Linked DNA regions of Homo sapiens: all the other regions are linked to region 2. The links are chromatin loops, found by intact Hi-C in ENCODE. Cell type or tissue: ascending aorta. All regions are shown on one strand. Each heading gives the region's core, and the rest is flanking DNA. Links, peaks and the distances in the headings are about the cores only.

Region 1 (6,392 bases), core at 2-5,001, 370 kb before region 2:
AGTTGAAATAAACTAGTGAGCTATACATTTCTGATATATACCAATTTACCAATCAACAGGAGGGGAAGAAATCGCTCAAATGTGACTACTGTTAACAAACATCTAAATATCAGACATAGTCTCTATTAAAATCGTAACCTATCCATTTTGAAATCATTCCTTCGACTTTTATGTTTTTAATCGCCCCATTAAAAAAAAAGCAGCCACTTTTAAAAGTAAATTCCCCCCTTTTTCAAAGTAACTTGCCTAGGAAAATGTAATGCATTAAAATAAAACATAACAGACAAACCAATTACAACATTAAAGAAAAAACTAAAATGATGAGTAACACAAACCAATCGCTCCAGTTTAGCAAAGGGTGTGTTTTTAATCTGTTGTGGGTATCCTATTATACTAATAGGCAACAACGTTTAAAAGTCATCCCAATGCCTAAAACACCGCCATATACATAACATACTTGTCCTTTACTCCAATGAAGCTTAAACTAGACCCAAACTCAGACCATTTCCTTCTCCTGGCACACTGAAACATACGAGAGGGAATCCAAGAAATCAGATATGTTAAGTGCTGGTATCTTCTTCCACAGTAGGGTCAAATTTGTGTTTGCCAGCTAATGTCACCGTCCCAGTAAGTCTGCAAATTCTCACTAGCGCTGGAGTGCAAAGAGGCCTGACCACGGAAACACCTGTCCTAGCACCAGGAAAACAGTGGGAAAGGCAACCCCGTCTCCGCGCCGGCCCCAAAGCCTCGGCTGCAGCGATCGGGGGAACAAGAGGCCCGCTGCCGCTGGTCTCACGGGTGCGGCGGACAAGGTCCCACACCCCCGGCCCGCCTCCCGAGAACCAGGAAACCTGTCAAGCCAGCCTGCACCCACCCTCCGCAGCCCCCTCGCGCTCCTGCCCAGCCCGGCCCCGGCCCACCCGACCGCTCCGCGTCCGCCCCGGCCTCCCGGCTGCACTCTGCCACCTCATCCCTCCCCGGCTGCCTCGCGGCCCCGCCACCTCCGCCCCGCGGCCTGGGCTCATGCCGCCCCCCGGGCAGGAGCGCCCCGCCGCCACCCCCCACCCGGCCCCGACCCGACCCCGTAAGTTCCCCAGCGGCCCGGTCCCCGCCGCCCCCAGGCCTGAGCTCCCGCCGCGCGCTCCCCACCCCGAGACTCCGCCCTTGCCCCGCTCGGCCGCTCCCGGCCCACTCCCCAAAGCCGGCTACCTGGAGGCAAGGGCGACGGAGCACTTCACCCAGGGCCCCAGGTCGCAGAGGGCCCGGTGCTCGGGGTCCCGCTCCTTCTGCCTCTCCACATGGTAGGCGTAGATGGAGAGCAGGATTCCGGCAGCGCACACTGCATACCGGGCCACCCGCTCCCACCGCGGCACCGACACGCTCAGCAGGACGGCCGTCGCCATCCTGCCGCCGCCGCCACCGCCTCCCTCCGCCTCCACCGCCTCCCTCCGCCTCCACCTCAGCCGCCGCCGCCCGTCGGGACCCGACCCAGCTGCCGCGGCCGCCGCCGCGCCCCATTGGCTCGGTCGCCTGCTCCGGGCCCCGCCCCCACAGGCGCGCGGCCCAACCGCCCCGAAAGGAGTGAGCTGGACGGGGCGGGGAAAGAGCGGGCGGGCGCGGAGGGTGGGGGCGGAGTGCGCAACCGCCGGGGAGGCCGGATCTGCGGGCGGAGATTGAGGCGACGCGCGCGAGGGGTGGAGCCCGGGGGAGAAAGGGGTGGGGCAGGGGCGGGGCAGGGTAGGGGCGGGGCCGAGCGCGCCAGTGCGGGAGGGACTTAGAGGAGCGGTGCAACTAGCACCTTGCAAGGATGCCACTGTGGGTGACTGGGCGAACCCTCGGCCCCTCCCTCTGGGGATGGCAATCAATTGCCATCCTTTTTCCTTTTTTCGTTGTATTTTTCTGACCCAATCCAAATCAACCCTGGCCAGTGCTTGGAGCTCCAGAGACACACACCTATGACCTGATCTTCCCACCACCACCTCCGGGGACACTCTGTTCGACCTGTGCAAAACTTTTTTTTTTAATGTGCAAAACTATGTTTTAAATTTAAAAACTATTTTTAAAAAATGATTCATGGACCGGGTACAGTGGCTCACGCCAAATCCCAACACTTTGGGATGCCGAGGCAGGTGGATCACTTGAGGTCAGGAGTTCAAGACCAGCCTGGCCTACATGGTGTAACCTCGTCTCTACTAAAAATACAAAAAACAAACCAAAAACAATTAGCCCGGTGTCGTGGTGGGCGCCTCTAATCCCAGCTACTCGGGAGACTGAGGCATGAGAATTGCTGGAACCCGGGAGGTGGAGGTTGCAGTGAGCCAAGATCGTGCCACTGCACTCCAGCCTGGGCGATAGAGTAAGAGTCTCAGAAAAAAAAAAAAAAAAAAAAAAAAAAGATTTACGAATGCCTTGCTTCTCCGTAAGCTGAATTTGAAGTTGCTTACCATAACTCATATAATATAGAAAAATAAAGATGAGCTAATACAATCAGGATGAAGAAAAAGAAAAGTCAGAATAAAATGAAAGGCCAGGAATAAGAACACAGATAAGCAGGCCATAGGGGCTTACATAGTTATTAAAATTGCATCATAAATTTGGCTCTGAGCTTCCTGGTGGCCAACACTAAAAGGAAAACAGATGTATGTGCTTTTTCTCACTGTCTTTAAGAAGAAACACAGTGTTCTTGGAGATTTTCAGTGTTTCCCTGGTTGCAGCTTTCAATTTTTCAGGGGCTTTATATAGTGATTTTGAGTAATAAGCAATATCCTTGTATTCGTTATCTATTCTTGGGTAAAAATCACCCCAAATTTAGCAGTTAATAAACAATAAACTTTTTTTTCCCTCACAGTTTCCATGGGCTAGGAATCTGGGTGAGGTTAGCTGTGTCCTCTGGCTCAGGCTCTCATGAGGATACAATCAAGCTGTCAGCCAGGGCTGCAGCTCTCTCAAGGCTTCAGAATCCTCTTTCAAACTCACTTCCACTGCTGCTGGCAGGCCTGAGGTCCTCTCTGGCTGTTGGCTGGAGACATCATTTCCTGTCCACTTCCACCTCTTGGTAAGAAGCAGCAGGCTTACCCCGGGGAGAGGGAGGAGAAAGAGGAAGAGACAGAAAAAGAAAATGAGAGTGAGATCACAGTCCTTTTTTGAAACCTAATCCCAGAAGTGACATCCCATCACTTTTACGTAGTCTATTGCTACTTAGAAAATAGTCTCTAGGTCCAGCCAGTCATGGTGGCTCACACCTGTAATCCCAGAATTTTGGGAGGCCGAGGTGGGTAGAGCACCTGAGGTCAGGAGTTCGAGACCAGCTGACCAGCATGGTGAAACCCCGTCTCTACTAAAAATACCACAATTAGCTGGATGTGGTGGCACATGCCTGTAAACTCAGCTACTTGGGAAGCTGAGGCATGAGACTCACTTGAACCTGGGAGGTGGAGGTTGCAGTGAGCCGAGCTCACACCATTGCACTCCAGCCTGGCTTACAAGGAGAAACTCCATCTCAAAAAAAGAAGAAAAAAAAGAAAGAAAGAAAGAAAAAGAAAATAGTTCCTAGGTCCAGCCCATGCTCAGAGGGAGAGGATTACACAGGACATGAATATGAGGAAGCTATCTACCACAGTCCTCAAAAACATCTTCGCTCTGCCCGGGTGGGGTGGCTCACAACATTTTGAGAGGCTGAGGCAGGAGGATTGCTTGAGGCCAGCAGTTCAAGACCAGTCTGAGCAACATAGGGAGCCCTGGTCTCTGCAAAAATATATACAAAATTAGCAAGGTGTGGTGCATGCCTGTTGTTCCAGCTACTTGAGAGGCTGAAGGGGGAGGACTGATTGAGCCCAGAGGGCTTGGGGCAGGGGTGTGGACTGAGGCTGCAATGAGCCAACATTGCCTCACTGCACTCCAGCCTGGATGACAGAGTGACACACTGATTAAGAAACAAAAACAAAAACAAAAAACAAAAACCTTACTCTACATCCCTAATGATTTTAATAAATCTAAGTGGACTCCTGCATCTTCCCTTCTTATAGATTCCTTTACTCAGTTGATGAGATCTCTTGATCATCTGGCTTCTTTCATCAATAGGTCTGGGAGGTTTACCCATGCTATTGCAAATAGTGATTGTTATTTTTCATTACTGTATAATAGTCCATTATAGTAGATATCCACAATTTTACTTGTCCATTCTACTACAGATGGACATCTGGCCCATTTTTAGCTATCATGAATTAAATTGCTAACAACATTCTATAAATGACCTTTGATGCCTCATAAGCCCTCACTTATTTTTATTTTTATTTTTTAATTTGAGACAGAGTTTTGCTCTTGTTGCCCAGGCTGGAGGGCAATGATGTAATCTCGACTCACTGCAACCTCCACCTCCCATGTTCAAGTGATTCTCCTGCCTCAGCCTCCCAAGTAACTGGGATTAGAGGCATGTGCCACAACGCCTGGCTTTTTTTTTTTTTTTCTGTACTTAGTAGAGATGGGGTTTCACCATATTGGTCAGGCTGGTCTCGAACTCCTGACCTCAGGTGATCCACCCGCTTTGGCCTTGGGATTACAGGTGTGAGCCACCATGTCTGGCCCCCATATATATATTTTGAATGAATGAATGGGCACTCAAAAAATGTTAGCTACTAGTATTTTTGCAGAAACAATAGGCCCACAGCAAATATCTTTTCCCAAATAAAAAGGAAGTCCTCACCACAGAGATTAATTATTTCACCACTCCAGAAAAAAAAAACAAAAGCTTTTAAAAGAGTGTTTTGAGGCAGAGCACAGTGGCTCACGCTTGTAATCCCAATGCTTTGGGAGGCCAATGTGGGAGAATCGCTTGAGGCCAGGAGTTATCAACCAGCCTGGGCAACATAGCAAGACCCCATCTCTACAAAAAATAAAAATACAACATTAGCCAGGCGTGGGGGCACACACTGTAGCCCTAACTATTCAGGAGGCCGAGGCGGAAGGATTGCTTGAGCCCAGGAGTTCAAGGCTACAGTGAGCTAAGATCACGCCACTGCACTCCAGCCTGGGTGACAGAGAAAGACCCTGTCTCTAAAAAAAAAAAAAAAAAAAGAATGAAATCTTGTTTTGCCCTCTGTTATCTGAAGTCCTTCTGCTTTCCTGAGGATGTCAGCATCCATGTGGATGAGCATGCAATTCGCCTGACTCATCATCCCACGTCTTTCTCAGCTCTGATGACCTTTGCTTCCACTCCTCAAAGCCGCCACAGGAATGGCTCTTGTGATCCTTTTGGATGGCTAGATTTCTGAAATCTTAAACTCTGACATACTTTCTACTTGCCCTCTGTGGCAAATTCTATATTCCAAGGTGGCTGCAACAAGTTCTGCCATCCCATGTGTTTTTTAAATTTTTTATTTATTTATTTTTATTTTTATTTATTTATTTTTTTATTGATCATTCTTGGGTGTTTCTCGCAGAGGGGAATATGGCAGGGTCATAGGACAATCGTGGAGGGAAGGTCAGCAGATAAACAAGTGAACAAAGGTCTCTGGTTTTCCTAGGCAGAGGACCCTGCGGCCTTCCGCAGTGTTTGTGTCCCTGGGTACTTGAGATTAGGGAGTGGTGATGACTCTTAACGAGCATGCTGCCTTCAAGCATCTGTTTAACAAAGTGCATCTTGCACCGCCCTTAACCCATTTAACCCTGAGTGGACACAGCACATGTTTCAGAGAGCACCGGGTTGGGGGTAAGGTCATAGATCAACAGCATCCCAAGGCAGAAGAATTTTTCTTAGTACAGAACAAAATGGAGTCTCCTATGTGTACTTCTTTCTACACAGACACAGCAACAATCTGATTTCTCTATCTTTTCCCCACATTTCTCCCTTTTCTATTCGACAAAACCGCCATTGTCATCATGGCCCGTTCTCAATGAGCTGTTGGGTACACCTCCCAGACAGGGTGGCAGCCAGGCAGAGGGGCTCCTCACTTCCCAGAAGGGGCGGCCGGGCAGAGGGGCCCCCCACCTCCCGGACGGGGTGGCGGCCGGGCGGGGGCTGCCCCCCACCTCCCTCCTGGACGGGGCGGCTGCCGGGCGGAGACACTCCTCACCTCCCAGACGGGGCGGCTGCCGGGCGGAGGGGCTCCTCACTTCTCAGACGGGGCGGCCGGGCAGAAACGCTCCTCACCTCCCAGACGGGGTCACGGCCGGGCAGAGGCGCTCCTCACATCCCAGACAGGGTGGTGGGGCAGAGGCGCTCCCCACATCTCAGACGATGGGCGGCCAGGCAGAGACGCTCCTCACTTCCTGGACGGGATGGCAGCCGGGAAGAGGCGCTCCTCACTTCCCAGACTGGGCAGTCGGGCAGAGGGGCTCCTCACATCCCAGACAATGGGCAGCCAGGCAGAGACGCTCCTCACTTCCCAGACGGG
Region 2 (8,376 bases), core at 1,366-6,365:
TATTCTATTATTTTCATTAAAAATTAGGTAGTAATCAATTAGTCATATGGGATTAGTAATCAAGAAGTCATACTTCTAGGAGGTACCAACTTTCATCTCATAAAATTTAGCATTAACCAGCTGGGTGCAGTGGCTCATGCCTGTAATCCCTTGGGAGACCAAGGCAGGCAGATCACTTGAGGTCAGGAGTTCAAGGCCAGCCTGCCCAACATGGTGAAACCCCGTGTCTAATAAAACTACAAAAATTACCTGGGCATGGTGGTGCATGCCTGTAATCCCAGCTACTTGCGAGGTTGAGGCAGGAGAATTGCTTGAGCCCGGAAGGCGGAGGTTTCAGTGAGCCGAGATCGCACCACTGCCCTTCAGCCTGAGCAACAGAGCGAGACTCCATCTCAAAAAAAAAAAAAAAAAAAAAAAAAAAAAAAAAAAATTAGCGTTATCCTCACAAATCAAGATGATAGGATATAGAACAGAGGTATTTACTGTAACAAAAGTACCCTGCAAAAAGAGGAACTGATGCTTTCATAAATCTATGTAACTCATCAATTATCTACCACATTTTCTTGTAAAAATGTATTCATTTTCTACAGTCAAAATGGAAGAGAGGTTTTTTTCCTTTTTGTTTCCCTGCTAGCACTCTAAAAACTAAGCCTTGGAATACCGTTGGACATCACCCAGCCATAAAAAACACACCTGAGTAAATTCCTAAACTAAGTCTGGGAAAGAAAAAGGTAAATGAGAATTCTTAATAAATGGAATATATGATTAGATATTATTTTTCTCTGAAACTCACCTCTTTTATGCTCTGTAAATATTTTCTTAACTTTTAAATCATACTAATAAAATGCAAGTTACAGTTATAAAACTGAAATCAAAATAAGTGAACAAATCTTTTCAAGGTGACAAACCCAGGGAGTGGCGGGGCTGATTAGAAAACAGATGTGTCTGATGAGTTCATGGCCTTTGCAGGGACATGGATAAAGCTGGAAACCATCGTTCTCAGCAAGGACAAAAAACCAAACACCGCATGTTCTCACTTATAGGTGGGAATTGAACAATGAGAACACATGGACACAGGAAGGGGAACATCACACACTGGGGCCTGCTGTGGGGTGGGGGGAGGGGGGAGGGATAGCATTAGGAGATATACCTAATGCTAAATGACGAGTTACTGGGTGCAGCACACCAACAGGGCACATGTGTACATATGTAACAAACCTGCACGTTATGCACATGTACCCTAAAACTTAAAGTATAATAATAATAAAAAAAAAGAAAACAGATGTGTCTGACTCATGTGTCAAGTCAGGCCACCCAAACACTAGATTCTCCTACCCCATCCTGCTCATTTAAGTGCCCAATGACCACCCTCTCTGTAGACACTGCCCTATGCCTCAGTGACTACTCCAAGTGCATTTCATTTTGCAAGTTCTTGTACCATCTCACTGGGGTCAAGTTTGATTTTTTTTTTTTTTTGTCTTCTGGAATACTATTTTTTCTTTCACAAATCTTAGAGAATCCAGGGGGCAGAAATTATTTCTGAGTTTTCCTCTCAATACCAGCATCTGATTGGCTGACCAGCAATGTACCTCTGAGAAATGGAAGTCGGGTTGAGTGAACACAATCTTAATGCCTCAAAGGGTTAGCTTTCCAAAGGAAGGGTATACCAGGAGATTCCTCTCAGCCCCAGGGCATCCACCTGCTCCCTTGAGAGGCTACACTCCAACCTCAGATTGTCCTCTGTCTCCCATTCCCAGATACCCAGAGTTCCATTCCAGGCCAGGAGCTGAAATTTACTAGAGATTCTAGCATACACAGCCACAGTTGATATCTTGATTTATCCCCAGACAGTACTGAAACCCAGGACCAGGAGAAAACCGAAAGGTGGCTGAGGACACATCACCCTGTAAAGTTTCCAAAGGGAAACCTTGACCCAAAAACATTCTGATAAGATCTCTGCGCCTAGGGAAGATAAAAGGAAAATAGGCACAGACTTTTTTTTACAATACAGTGTCAGGGGATTATTTTTTGTTTTCTTCTCATTGGAAATATTTTCAAACAGCAAACAATTTGTTTAAAGTGCCACCCAATAATTTGTCAACAATGATTAATTAAAATACAGTATCTAAAATGTACACTAAAGGACAAATAGTTGATAATGTGAATTAGGGAGGGGAAGCTGGGATTTGGGAATGTCAAAGGAAACTGGAAATTTAGCATTTTACTGAAAGTCAGTTAGGCTAAAAGAATGGGGAATAGGGAGTAGTCTTGAGACCCTGCTTGAGACACGTGAAAGTTGCAGGGGAAAATCTGTCCCCTGTGGAGTGTGAAAATAACTAAATGGCAGGCAATTAGACTGAGGTGGCTCTAGTCCCAGGGTTTTTACTTTTTAAAAAATCTAACTCAAATGCTTTTTTTTTGTAAATTACTACATTGGGGAAAACAAAATTTAGACTTAATCAACCATGAACTGCCAATTAAGCTCTGATTACGTGACCAGAAAATTTCCACCTTCATCTAAAACTAAGAAACTACGTAACTCTACCTAACCAATTATTGAGTTTGCTTTCCTTTATCATGCACCTTCTAAAAGTCTTTTCTTCAAGCCCCTCCCATGGAAAATAAACTACAAACCACAGCTGGGTGCTCTATAATTCTTCAATTACTCTTTGATTAAATTCTTTAACATTTTTGTGGTGACTTCCATAGATTTTTAAGAGAAAAAAGATGGACTAGGAACCCCACAGACTAAAGCTTTTCCCATTCATGAACCCCGCATCCCGAGTCAGGATTCTCCCCTGATGACCCTCCCGGCATCCCTGCACAATCGGGGAGAGATGCCGCGCTGCGGGTGCAAAGCCGCCCGGAGAGGGCTCCAGGCCAGGGCACAGTCACTGAGCAGGGAGGAGACAGGACGCCCAGGGTCCCGGCTGTCAGCCCAGCCGCCATCTTACGGCTGAAGGGGACTGAGGACCGAGCTGCGCCAAGGAGAACTCGGGGCCGCGGGGGACTGAGGGCCGAGCTGCGCCAAGGAGAACTTGGGGCCGCGGACTTTGGAGGCCCGAGTCCAGCCACAGCCACTTCCGATCGGTTCCAACCAGCCCCTCCCCCTCTCTCGGGATGTCGGACCCAGCACTCTCACCATTTCTAGGTTTCCAGGGAGTCCCGGCGTCTTAGCTGTGGATCTCCCAATATCTGCAGGTCACAGGGACACAGAGGCTGGGCCTCTAGGAGCAGAGGACACTGAGCAGTGAGGAGGAGAGCAGGAGCTCCGGCTGCAGCCAGAGACAAAGGCCCCGCCAAATCCCGGAAGCCGTCCTGTCCGCTCCAGCTGCGTGCCTGATTGGACGGTTCCCAGCCCAGCAGTCCTGATTGGATAACGTTTGCTGCCCTGCTCCCTCAGGCCCTGAGTGACAGAAGCTGTGCTCAGATGCTGGGCTGGAAGAAGATAAAGTGAAACCTAAGCTGCAGCCTTTTCAGGCAGGGCTCCTCCCTGAGTTGAGCCAGGTCCACCCCAGAAGGCATTTGCATTTAACCTGTATATAAAGTCATATGCATTTATAAATAATATATTATGTGGCTATTCACACATGAAAATAATATAACAATTATTTTAAAATTCCAGATTTTATGCCCTTTCTGAATTCTGGTCCTTTGAGCAGGCCGATTGAGAGTTTAAAAAGGAGGCAATCCTCTGAAATAAAACGTGAGCCACATGTGTATTCTAAATTTTCTAGCAGTCAAACTTCAAGAAGGAAGAAGAAGGCCAGGCGCGGTGGCTCACGCCTGTAATCCCAGCACTTTGGGAGGCCGTGGTGGGCGGATCACGAGGTCAGGAGATCGAGACCATCCTGGCTAACACGGTGAAACCCCGTCTCTACTAAAAATACAAAAAATTAGCCCGGCGCGGTGGCGGGGGCCTGTAGTCCCAGCTACTCGGGAGGCTGAGGCAGGAGAATGGTGTGAACCCAGGAGGCAGAGCTTGCAGTGAACCGAGATAGTGCCACTGCACTCCAGCCTGGACGACGGAGTGAGACTCCGTCTCAAAAAAAAAAAAAAAAAAAAAGGAAGGAAGAAGAAACAGGTGGAATTCATTCTAACCATTTAATTAACCCACTATATCAAAAATATTATATTAATATCTGAGCAATATGTAATTATTAATAAAGTGTGTATATTTTTGGAACTAAATCTTTAACTCTGTATTTTACCTTTCTAGCACATCGCAGTTCTGACCAGCCACATTCCGGACACCCAGTAGCCATACATGGCCAATAGCTGTCACATTAAAGTGCAGCTTTGACAACAGGGGTTTGAAGGGCCTGAACATTCCTTTTCTGCCAGAGGTGAGGGAAGAGCCTCTCCCTACCAACATCTCTCTTCAGTTCTGAGGTGGAACAGACCGTGGCCATAAAAAGAGCAGAGGACAGCAGGAATAAAATAACCTAAGGTTGTTAAGAATTAATGTAATTAATATGTATATAATTAAAACTACTAGATGTATGAAAAACAATTCTGCATAGAGAATGTATAAACAAAAGTAAAATATGCTTTTAAGGAAGAAAGTTAGAAACATTTTATCTAGTTTGAAATTACTTAATGATTGTTTCAAATTGAAAAAAGAAAAAACCAAAAATATAATATAAAAAGTTGAAAAATTTATTATAATAGACTATAAAATATTTATGAAAATCTACAGTAGCCAAAAATGACACATTTGATGGATTTATTTATAAGGTTTTATTAAAGTTAGCTTTAGTATTAATAATACAGTAATACAAAAGTAAAAGTTGATTTTCTTTTGAACAAAAATTTTACATATCAATATGACATAGTACAATATTTTTGTCCACCTTTTGAATAAATTTTAAAATAAAGAAAGTAAAAAAGAGAATTTTTCTCATGCAGTCTTTCTCAGGTTTTTTGACTGGAAAACTGAATCTCCTGTATCAAACAGTAAATGATTTTGTTTTTAAAATCTTTTAATTATCACTTTGGATAAATAAATGACTATTATTTTATGGTGATCTGTGGTCCTATTTTAGTGAAGTGTTTTAACCCTATGACATATTTGACAGGCTTCCCAACATCAAATTTTGCTTTAAAAGTGTCTTTTTTTTACACCCCAAACTTTTGGATGCTATAGAGTGTCAATGCAGCATGCAAAAGAGTGATAAACAGGCAGGGGGAGGCGGGCAGATCACCAGGTCAAGAGATGGAGACCATCCTGGCCAACATGATGAAACCCTGTCTCTACTAAAAATACAAAAATTAACTGGGCATGGTGGTGAGCGCCTGTAATCTGAGCTACTCAGGAGGCTGAGGCTGGAGAATGGAGAATGGCTTGAACCTGGGAGGCAGAGGTTGCAGTGAGCCAAGATCGCTCCATTGCACTCCCACCTGGGCAACAAGAGCAAAACTTCGACTGAAAAAAAAAAAAGTTAACTTACATGGAAGCATTATCAAAATAAAAATAATGTTTGCCAGGCGTGGTAGCTTATGCCTGTAATCCCAGGACTTTGGGAGGCTGAGGCAGATGGATCACCTGAGGTCAGGAATTCAAGACCAGCCTTGCCAACATGGCAAAACCCTGTCTCTACTAAAAATACAAAAATTAAGCCAGACGTGGTGGTGGGTGCCTGTAATCCCAGCAACTCAGGAGGCTGAGGCAGGAGAATCGCTTGAATCCAGGAGGCAGAGGTTCCAGTGAGCTGAGATTGTGACATTACTCTCTAGCCTGGGTGACAGAGCGAGATTCTGTCTTAAAACTATATATATATATTTGACCTCCTTCGACTTATATTTTAATAAATATGTTATTAATATTTATGTCAAAATTGTATGAAATTTCTAAAACTCTAATGTATCTGAGTATACGCTCTTATTCATAATTATGGTTATTATGATAAATTATTGTAGGCAACAGATATAATCAATTTCTTTTAATTTGTTTCTTTATAACCATGAAAGTCATTTCCACAGTTAATGGCTTAATTCTGATGTAGTTTCTAAAAACTTTAAAAGCATGAAAAATCCTAGAGTACTGTGTATTCAAGGAGGTTCATGAAAAGATGGAAAAGGCCCAGATGAGTTGAGCACAGATTTCTGATAACGTTAGAATTATATTGTTTGAATTAGGTAAAGATTGTGAGAATTTGGCCAGGCACGGTGGCTCATGCCTGTAGTTCCAGCACCTTGCATTTCTGTGGGATCAGTCGTGATATCCCCTTTATCATTTTTTATTTCAACTATTTGATTCTTCTCTCTTTTCTTCTTCATTAGTCTGGCTAGCAGCCTATCGATTTTGTTGATCTTTTCAAAAACACCAGTTCCTGGATTCATTGATTTTTTGAAGGGTTTTTTGTGTCTCTATTTCCTTCAGTTCTGCTCTGATCTTAATTATTTCTTGTCTTCTGCTAGCTTTTGAATTTGTTTGCTCTTGCTTCTCTAGTACTTTTAATTTTGAGGTTAGGGTGTTGATTTTACATCTTTCCTGCTTTCTCTTGTGGGCATTTAGTGCTATAAATTTCCCTCTACACACTGCTTTAAATGTGTTCCAGAGATTCTGGTACATCGTGTCTTTGTTCTCATTGGTTTCAAAGAACATCTTTATTTCTGCCTTCATTTCGTTATTTACCCAGTAGTCATTTAGGAGCAGGTTGTTCAGTTTCCATGTAGTTGAGCGCTTTTGAGTGAGTTTCTTAATCCTGAGTTCTAATTTGATTGCACTGTGGTCTGAGAGACTGTTTGTTGTGATTTCCATTCTTTTGTATTTGCTGAGGAGTGCTTTACTTCCAATAATGTGGTCAATTTTAGAATAAGTGCAATGAGGTGCTGAGAAGAATGTATATTCTGTTGATTTAGGGTGGAGAGTTCTGTAGATGTCTTTTAGGTCCACTTGGTCCAGAGCTGAGTTCAAGGCCTGAATATCCTTGTTAATTTTCTGTCTCGTTGACCTGTCTAATATTGACAGCAGGGTGTTAAAGTCTCCCACTATTATTGTGTGGGAGTCTAAATCTCTTTGTAGGTCTCTAAGAACTTGCTTTATGAATCTGGGTGCTCCTGTATTGGGTGCATTTATATTTGGGATAGTTAGCTCTTCTTGATGCATCGATCCCTTTACCATTACGTAATGGCCTTCTTTGTCTCTTTTGATCTTTGGTGGTTTCAAGTCTGTTTTATCAGAGATTAGGATTGCAACTCCTGCTTTTTTTTGCTTTCCATTTGCTTGGTAAATATTCCTCCATCCCTTTATTTTGAGCCTACGTGTGTCTTTGCACGTGAGATGGGCCTCCTGAATACAGCACACTGATGGGTCTTGACTCTTTATCCAATTTGCCAGTCTGTGTCTTTTAATTGGCGCATTTAGCCCATTCACATTTAAGGTTAATATTGTTATATGTGAATTTGATTCTGTCATTATGATGCTAGCTGGTTATTTTGCCCATTAGTTGATGCAGTTTCTTCATAGTGTCGATGGTCTTTACAATTTGGTATGTTTTTGCAGTGGCTGGTGCCTGTTGTTCCTTTCCATATTTAGTGCTTCCTTCAGGAGCTCTTGTAAGGCAGGCCTGGTGGTGACAAAATCTCTTAGCCTTTGTTTGTCTGTAAAGGATTTTCTTTCTCTTTCACTTATGAAGCTTAGTTTGGCTGGATATGAAATTCTGGGTTGAAAATTCTTTTCTTTAAGAATGTTGAATATTGACCCCCATTCTCTTTTGGCTTGTAGGGTTTCTGCAGAGAGATCCACTGTTAGTCTGATGGGCTTCCCTGTGTGTGTAACCCGACCTTTCTCTCTGGCTGCCCTTAACATTTTTTCCTTCATTTCAACCTTGGTGAATCTAACGATTATGCGTCTTCGGGTTGCTCTTCTCGAGGAGTATCTTTGTGGTGTTTTCCGTATTTCCTGAATTTGAATATTGGCCTATTTTGCTAGGTTGAGGAAGTTCTGGATAATCTCCTGAAAACTGTTTTCCGACTTGGTTCCATTCTTCCCGTTGCTTTCAGGTACACCAGTCAAATGTAGATTTGGTGTTTTCACATAGTCCCATATTTCTTAGAGGCTTTGTTCATTCCTTTTTTTATTCTTTTTTCTCTAATCTTGTCTACTTGCTCTATTTCAGTAAGTTGATCTTCAATCTCTGATATCCTTTCTTCTGATTGATTGATTCGGCTATTGATACTTGCGTAAGCTTCATGAAGTTCTTGTGCTGTGTTTTTCAGCTCCATCAGGTCATTTATGTTCTCTAAACTGGTTATTCTAGTTAGCAAATTGGCTAACCTTTTTTCAAGGTTCTTAGCTTCCTTCCATTGGGTTAGAACATGCTCCTTTAGCTCAAAGGAGTTTGTTATTACCCACTTTTTGAAGCCTACTTC
Region 3 (8,376 bases), core at 1,955-6,954, 220 kb before region 2:
GAAAGGAGGCATGCAGTTTTATTTCTGTCAGCCTGCTCAGGGCCACAGAGGTGTGGACACCTAGGAGCCAGGGTCATTTTCTGAGGACAATGAGAGTCATTGAAAGGCACAAGTAGGTGAGGGATGGATTGGGCTGCTGGTTTGAAAGTGCAACATGGAGCTTCCTAAGGCACAGGCAGCTTGGAGGCAGAGAGGCCAGTGAGAGGCAGGAGCAGCAGCCCAGGCTGTCACCAAGGAGGGGACAATGTGGTAAAAATGGAGAAATGCACATGGGTCTGAAAGGTTTAGATAAATGTGGATTTCAGCACCTCCTCTCCCACACCCCACTTATCAGCTGTGAACCTGGGGCAAGGCACTCTTTTCTGTGTCTTTATGACTTAGCTGAGGTGACCACTAAGTAGGAAAAGTGCCTGGCTGGTGATACATAATAAGTAGCTGCAAGTGGTAGCTTTCTTCCCTACCCACTTGAAGCAGAAATTGGTGACCAGTTTTTCTCTCTGAGTCATCCAGCTGGCACCAGAGAAATTCTGATGCTGCTTGTTCAGACAGGGCCACAACGATGTCTGGGTGACATGGCAAATCTGATCCTTGGACCAGTTTGGAAAAGATGGGGAAGGAGACAGAGCCAGAAAAACTGGGCCAGATGCCTGGATTCCAATCATACCCAGGCCTAGGCCCCTCTGGTTCTGGCTGTGCTGTGCCTGTCTGGGTCCTGAGCCAAGTGATACTTGGTTCTTACCCACAGGAAGGTCACCATAGACCAAGGAAAACTCACAAATACAAATACACCATCTTCTCATGCTGAGGCTTTATTAAGCCCCAGTGGCTACTCTGGGAGAGAGGTGCCATTGTCTCCATTTTAAAGATAAGGAAACCACAGCTTACAGAGAGATATGGCCAGAGTTGTCCAGCCTCGGAGTGACTGAGGCAGAACCAAAGTCATAACTTGTCCAGCTGCAAGGCTTGAGTTTTCAGCCTAGCCCAGAAGACATCATCCTGCCCAGGCCTGGCTGCAACCTCACCCACCTGTGACTCATTTCTGGGACCACTGGCAGAAAGAGGAGGCTCTATTTTGAGCAATGGGGAGCCCAGGCCAAGCACAGCCATCTGCCCCTGCAGAAATGAGTGGGGCTGAAAGCTTCATGGTTTCCAGGTTTTCATATCTACCCTGAGCCAACAAAGGCTTGTGGCTGTTGGCACACAGGCAAATTGTCCAACCTCCAGATGGAGCAGAGCAACGGTGAAGGAAGCCTGCTGGTTCTTGTCTCACCTCAGCCACTTCTGAGCTCTGTAGCCTTGCACCAGCCTTTGCCCCATCACTGAGCCTGTTTTCTGCCTTACAATGGGGACACTGATACAAACCACACACACAATGAGGATGAAAACAGATAACAGGTAAAATGACCTCACCTGCCAGGGAGTCCATGCTCAGAGGACTCTCATGCTCTTGGATGGAATATTTCCTCAGAGAAATAGAGCTTGGGGGTCAGGGACATGGGACCTGCCACTGACCTGCTCTGTGACTCTGAGACAGTGGCTTCCACTCTCTGAGCTCAGATCCCCACTGGGCAGGCTGCTCTGATCTTCTATGTCCCTGTGTTGGGAAGGGAGTTCGTCCTCCCCAGCTTGTCAGGGAACCCTTGGCCATGGCTGAGGGCAATCTGGCCCCAGTGCCCTGGCTTATTGGAACAGCAGGAAAAGGCAAACACAAAACCCAGACCGCAGCTGATCACGGAACCTGCTCTCCTTGACCCACAAGGATTTGTTGTGATCCAGCCAGCCTGTGACTCTGTCCACATGCTGCTCCTCTGCAGGGATGCTGCTGTTCACTCCTACTCTACTGAGACACGCAGATGTCCTGGCATGGGAGAATTCCCTCTCTCTCTCTCTCACACACACACACACACACACACACACACACACCCCTAACCTGCTTCCTCCAGGCTCCTAAATCACCTGTCCACAAAACCTGTCTTCAGCGGCCCCTTAGCCTGTGAGCTGCCCTCATTCCCCCTCACAGCCCTGAGTGAGGGTGTGCAGCCTCCTTGGGCAAGAGGATGCGGGCTCTGGGAGGCTGCGTCGCACATCTCCAGTCCCCACTGCAGGGCCTCTCACCGGCTGGGGCAGTGACCCCTGGTCGGAAGCACCTCAGTGCTGCTCATGATTGCAGAGGTGGCCTCACCAGATAGAGGGTCCTGGAGGGCGTGGGGGCTTGGTCTCTGACTGCCAGCAAAAGAAGCCGACATAGAGGCAGCAGGCGACAAACACTGAGGCAACTGACTTGCCCGAATTTAACCCTCAGGTTTTTTAAATAAAATGCAAGTGCAGGGGCTTGGGCTCGGGACTCCTGGAGCCCCGTGGGGCTGAGCGTGGATGGTGCTCGGTGTCCAGCTACACTCCCAAACCGCATCCCGAGCGTTTGCGGGGCGGAGGGGCCCCAGGGCGACGGTTCCAGAACAGACCCAGGCGGCTCCGGTCAGCAGCAGCCCCGCTGCTTTCCAACAGCGCGGGGACCCCCATCCCCGCCAGCCCCATCTCACTGTCCCTCTCAGGTCAGAGGAGACCGTAGAGGACCGCGTGGCACCAGGAGCTGCCAGGAACCAGGGCGACCTAGAAGAAACCGGGAACCTGGCGTCCCGCGGGGACGCAGCCCCAGGAAAGGTGAGGCCACCCGAGCCCGAGTGGGAAGGGGCTCCGCGCTCCTGGTCACCCGCAGGAGCCGCACGGCCCTGCCAGATGACCCCGGGCCGGACCCTCAGCACCAGCTGTTGGGGCGGAGGGGACGCGGTGGGTACGGCTCAGGCACCGGCGGGCGAGAGCCTGGACACTGCCGGGAGCCCGACCTCCCGGCCCTTTGCGGGCGGGGAGCGGGGCCAAGGAACAGCGCCAGCCCCTCTCCACAAGCCGGTGACCCCATGACTGCAGGGGCTGCCGCCGCCAGCAAGTGAGCTCAGCTCAGCCCGGGCGTCCCCTCCGCAACGAGGCCCGGATCCCTGCTTGGCTCCCGGAGCCCGGACTGTGCCTTCCGCAAAACGGCTGCGCTCTAGGTAGGAGAAACGTTCTTCGCTTCCTGCTTTGTGGACACTCGGTTCCTTGTAGGCGGTTCTGCTTGGCCCCTTGCCCTTATTAACCTTGACCACGGCGGCTGGGTGGACAGGGGCTGGACACCCTGGGCTCCACCAGAGTTTTCTCTTGCAGGGTGACTTGGACTCTGGCACTCAGGGCCTCCGTTTCCCTGGCAGATAGATGAACATGGCTTGAGCAACTTTGTGTTCAGACGGTTTCTTCTTTCCAGAAAGTGGCCTCCACAGTGCACTTCCCGGCAGCATGGAGTCGGCAGTGGCAGCGTTTCTATCCGGCTCTGCGGGGCTGGGTGTGAACGGGACTCTCCCATCCCGCTGTCCTCCAGGAGCCGGACCTCTCACCCCGAAGACTTTGCCGAAGACGCGGCCCCCTGGTCAGGGGCAGAAAACAGATCCAGGCCGCCCCGCTCCTGCTGGGTGGTGGAGAAGGTGGAGGGCGGGCAGGTGCTAAGTGCTACTGTGAAAATAAAAATCATCATAATAAAGAACGAATGGGTTTCGTATCTCTTAATTCTCACCATCAATAGGGTATTCGTGGGCCCATTTGACAGAGGAGGAAGCCACCTGGAGAAGCTCCCTTCCTTGAGAGCCAGGCCCTTCCCTGTCCAGCCCCGTGTCACCTGCTTCCCTTACAGCTCGCTCTCTCTCCCTCTCATCTTCATAACCCGCTTCCCCCTGGGAGCAGGAATTTGAGCTCAGAGGTGTTGAGCAGCCTGTGCGAGGCCACGGAGCTCACAGGAGGAAGGACCCCCATAGAGACAGGGACATCTGACGAGGGAGCGCCCTCCTCTGGCTGGAGGGTGGGGCAGCAGCAGCAGCAGCCAGGCTTCAGGGAATGGGGTGAAATGAGGGCCCCGGGGGCTCCCCAGGTGGAAGAAGCACAGGTCTGGTAGAGGTTCCCAGGTGACAGGAGTTTGAGTGAGTGTCAGGGAGGTGTGTGAGGAAGGTGGAGACAGGTCCCACTTGGGCAGGTCCTGCCTGAGTGCCAGCATTGGGGCTGGGACTTCTCAGGGATGGGGGAGTTTTCTGCCTGCCCTGGGGCTGGGGTTATGCCCTCCAGCGCAGGTAGGGCTTCCTGCTTCCCCCATCAGGATGCAAGTTCTGGATTCGCACAAGGGTGAGGAACCAGTGACCCACCCGACCACCCCTCTGAAATGGGTCAAGGGGAACCCTGGGGCAGGACACCCTGCTCAGAGTCAGAGCCCTGAACTATTAAGAAAAAAAAAAAAAAAGACAGGGCACGGTGGCTCATGCTTGTAATCCCAGCACTCTGGGAGGTCGAGGCGGGCAGATCATGAGGTCAGGAGTTCAAGACCAGCCTGGCCAACACAGTGAAACCTTGTCTCTACTAAAAATACAAAAAGATTAGCTGCATGTAGTGGCGGGCGCCTGTAATCTCAGCTACTTGGGAGGCTGAGGCAGGAGAATCGCTTGAACCCGGGAGGCAGAGGTTGCAGTGAGCTGAGATCCCACCACTGCACTCCAGCCTGTGCAACAGAGCTAGACTCCATCTCAAAAACAAACAAACAACAACAAAAACACTGCACAATGGAGCAGTTGTCCTTCATCCAGAGGACACTGGCCCTCTCCACTCACTCCAAACTACCAGAAGACAGGTTAGCATGTGCCCTGCCTGCCATGCAGGGCCACATGGAAGGAGGGAGACCCACGTGGAAGGAGATGATCATGAGGCCAGATGAGAACATGCAAAGGGCAATTGCAGGGGCTGGTCTGAGGTGTGGAAGGAGTTAAGTTGGTAAGGCAGGCTGTGCATTTTAGAGAAAACTGCCTGTGTCAAAGACTTGCACGTGCACACATTCACAGCATGGCCTCCACTTCATCCATCAGAAAATAATGATAGACCTAGCTTTGCACACACACAGGGATTTGATCCACATGAGACCTCAGTCCAAACCAAGTACCGACCATGGAAAAGTAGTCTCCATAGGGTCCCCAGTGTCCTTGGGACATAACACCTTTGTGAGGAATAAGTGAAGGGACATCTGTAAAGTTCTTGGTGTCGTGCCCAGCCTGGTAAATGCCCAGCACAGATCTGCTGCCACTATCATAATGTGTGCAGGCCAAGGGAGAAATGGACAGAAGACTTCCACATGGGGACCATGCTCATCTCTGGGAGGCAACATTGGTGATGATGTATGTTTTCCATTTTCATTCTCTTCTGTGGTTTCCTTCTTGTACCACAAGAAGGTGATATGAGCATCAATTACTGTTTTGATGGAAAGTAAAAAGCATCGTAGGTCACCTCATGCAGGTGTGCCCAGGTGTGAGTTCCTTTCGCGTTGAGAACTCCACTGTACCTGGCTTTGGTTAAGATCCTTCACCACCTTGGTCTCAGTCTCCTCAATTGTACTATGGAGATTGGGGATTACCTCTGACAGGTGATGTGTGAGGGTTAAGTGAGATGACAGTGGTTGAGTTTGTGAGTGCACATTGACTCTGCAGGCTCAGTGCCACTGCATCAGATTATAATGGCAGATTTCTTAGCCCTGCACCAGGTGCCCAGTAAACATGTAGCGATGGTCAGTTTATATTAGTAGAGTTAAATTTTCTCCACCAAGTGCAAATTTAGTTTCCTCTTCTGTGCCTTTTGTGACAGTGAGCTCACTTATCTTACTTTCCAGATGCAGCAGAAATGCCTACATTCTGTCCAGCTCCATTCTGCATCCTGACATGTCTACCCCACCCCACTTTAAGGAGAAAACCAGCTCAGTAAGGTGAAGTAACCTTCCCGGGGTCACACAGCAAGCAACAGTTCAAATGTTCTGGGCTCATTCAACTGAGTAAAGGAGGCCTCTTCAGAGCCTACTGTGTGCTGAGCTGGGCCTGTGAACCTTATTTCTTCTTCAAAACTGCTCTGCAACAGGTGGCTGTGTCCTCACTGAATAAGTGAGGAAGCTGCCTTGCAGAGGTGGAAATCCAGAGTACCTAGTCAGCATCAGTGTGGTTTCCCCCACCTAAGCCTGCATAATTATCACAGTAGCTACCTTTCTGGTATCAGTCTCCCTGCTTCTGCCCAAGGCCCCTGCAGTCTTTTCTGAGCTCAGTGGTAAGCCAGAGTGATTTGTTTAAACCAAGATCTTAGCCCTGTGAGAATTTGAGTAATGAAAACCATGCTGGTCTAGGAAGAAAAGAGCATCAAGATCTGATCTGGGCCTTCCCTTTCCTTCTAACTTTCTCATCTCCTCCACTCCCTCCCAGTTGATGTCTGCCTTGGCCAATGGCACTGTGGCCCCAGCACCGCCTTACCCATCTTTAGAAGCTTTTCCGTGGGCGGGCTTCTCATATCCAGTGAATCTTTTGTGACCCTGTCCCTCCTGCATCACCAAACCCCAGATCCCCTATTATGCCTCCTCACTTCCTCTCCTTCTCTCCTGTAATTGCTTCTCCCTCTAGTCTCAGTATTAACCCAGGGCGACCTAGAGGTCTGGAGGTGTAGGTGCGAAGTGACCCTGGGATGAACACACACAGATTCATGAGACTCTGCAATTCCTAAAGGGTAGATAGTGGGACCTCATATCACCAACGTGAGGACTTTCCCACAGGACAGGTGACTTAATGAGTAGCAAATGTGACCAAGAGGTACAATTTTACCAGGCAGACAGTGAAGGGGCAGAAGAGAGGAGGGCTGGAATAACCTTTTCTGTTTTCTGTCTGATCCATTTATCTCTGTCCTAACAGAAGGCCTGCAGGAGAGGCAGTGACTTGTTTAAGGTCACAGCACCTTGGAGGAGGCAAAGCCAGGACCACAGAGAGGGCTTGGGGAGGCCTTGGGGCACTGTTGACGATTCCTAAGGCTGGCTTATCCCTGCCTTCTCCTGGGATCGTGGGACTATCCCGTGGATCCCCCAGAGAAGAGGAGCAAGAGTCCAACGCCGACACGTGTCCACAAAGGTCCCCTGGTCCACCAAGAGGGAGAAACTTGTCACCAGGCAACGGTGGCATACACTGACACGCGAGCCAAGGCTCACCGCTCGCGACAGGTGTCCCGCGACTGGCGCATGCGAATCCGCGAGGCAGGTGCTGGGGCCAGGCTGTCAGGGCTGTCAGGGCTGTCAGCCTGCCTGAGCAGAGGAAAATGGGAAGGCAGAGCCGGCCTAGTCTAGGGAAAATGCTGCCTGCGACAATCACTGTGGAAGCCTAAAAGTAACTACCATAGGGCATCCTCGGGCCGTCTCATTAGTCGGGTCCCGCTGGAGGAAAAGGCGATTCGAGAATGTGAGGTGGGCGCTGGGAACTTCTCTTTGGACTCCATTCCCGAAAGAGTCTGTGTGCAAGAATCCGGTCCCAGGGAGAAGGGAATACAGTCTGGTGAGTTGTTGAGGGATCTCCGGGTGATGGAATCATACCTGAGACCCCAGAGGAGGGTGTCAGTGGAAGACTGTGAGGCCTTTGAGCTCACTGCCTCCGTTCATCCAGGGCCCCCCAGGGAGTCCTGCTTCTCAGCGCGGCTGTCTGGGTAAGGCAGGAACGACAATAAAGGCAAGTCCAAGACGGAGAAGAGGTCTCACACCTGGAACTGGCATCCAACAAGGACACATAAGGTTGAGAGAGAGTTTCAGAAACCGTCTGGGGTGATTGCAAGACTGAAACGGGTGCCCAGGAGTGCTGTTGAGGGGCACTGTGGATCCCCCATGAAAGCAAAGGGAAATAAAGGCTCAAATGGGAGAATGAGAGGGTTTGTGCTGGAGTCAAACCCATGTTCATGGATTCTTGCCAGAAACCCAAGAGACTCCTGTAAAGTGCAAAAAATCCGGCCCCCCAAAATGAGACGACTACCCACAACCTGGAGTGCAGCCAAACTACTGAAAAACCCTTGAGATCCCTAAAATCCCTGGCAAGCAAAAGATCTGTGGTGAGAGGCACTCACATACAGCAACAGCCCAAAGACCAACGAAATCCACAATGAGAAAAGACGTGCAGATGAAATGAAAAAGAGCCTAGAATATTAGGCAAAAGCCAGACTTGGCAGCCTAGGTCCCATCATATAGGAATCATGCTGCAATCCTATAGAAGTGGGAGAACAAGAGTTTCGTTGTTGGCGGATGTAACAGGAATTTACTGTTCCAAAAGTATCACAGCTGCCTAGTCCGCAAAACGTGACAGTGTTTAGACGGAAACACTCATACAATGGTCCCCATGAGGGTCGTCCTCTGTGAACAAGGAAAGGTTTACTGTAGAAGCCTTTGAGCCAGACCAAGGAAACTCTAGGCCCACGAGAAAAATGGAAGTCAGGAAAAGAGGAGGCCGGGGTGCAGGACACATCACGCCCAGC

The links. A loop is a pair of places that touch in the nucleus more often than their neighbours do. Peaks named below come from ENCODE experiments on the same cell type or tissue, not always from the same donor. Only the 100,000 strongest peaks of a DNase experiment are listed, where the experiment ranks them.
Region 1: a loop joins it to region 2, with 6 times the contacts of the local background. A loop is called at or near these places in 4 of 110 quality-filtered maps.
Region 3: it touches region 2 in a loop (2.6-fold over the local background); 2 of 110 quality-filtered maps call a loop at or near these places.

What each region holds. Positions count from the first base shown.
Region 1 is chr7:65,033,383-65,039,774 of GRCh38, reverse strand. LOC105375330 (a long non-coding RNA gene) reads left to right here and starts at 1,514. Exons shown (of 6, transcript XR_927607.1): 1 at 1,514-1,581; 2 at 2,849-3,055. It also overlaps the pseudogene LOC441241 and the pseudogene CCT6P3. RefSeq lists silencers at 1,474-1,783, 5,547-5,747. In ascending aorta, for the core only: a CTCF peak has its summit at 1,901; DNase peaks (open chromatin) are centred at 814, 1,594, 2,124 and 3,054; H3K4me3 peaks cover 1,847 bases; H3K27ac peaks cover 1,442 bases.
Region 2 is chr7:64,661,052-64,669,427 of GRCh38, reverse strand. It overlaps ZNF107 (zinc finger protein 107), which reads right to left and starts at 3,295. Exons shown (of 4, transcript NM_001282359.2): 1 at 3,143-3,295. The coding sequence starts at 3,145. RefSeq lists enhancers at 2,968-3,087, 3,108-3,257, 3,408-3,557. In ascending aorta, for the core only: no CTCF peak of the experiment used is centred there; DNase peaks (open chromatin) are centred at 2,907 and 3,367; H3K4me3 peaks cover 2,393 bases; H3K27ac peaks cover 1,507 bases.
Region 3 is chr7:64,883,737-64,892,112 of GRCh38, reverse strand. LOC441239 reads left to right here and starts at 2,013. Exons shown (of 3, transcript XM_011516745.3): 1 at 2,013-2,661; 2 at 2,926-3,047; 3 at 3,296-3,776. The coding sequence starts at 2,374. The coding sequence ends at 3,776. It also overlaps a transcript of ZNF273 not described here. RefSeq lists enhancers at 1,614-2,330, 3,049-3,766, 3,767-4,485. In ascending aorta, for the core only: a CTCF peak has its summit at 3,875 (motif pointing left); DNase peaks (open chromatin) are centred at 3,031, 3,341 and 3,868; H3K4me3 peaks cover 1,767 bases.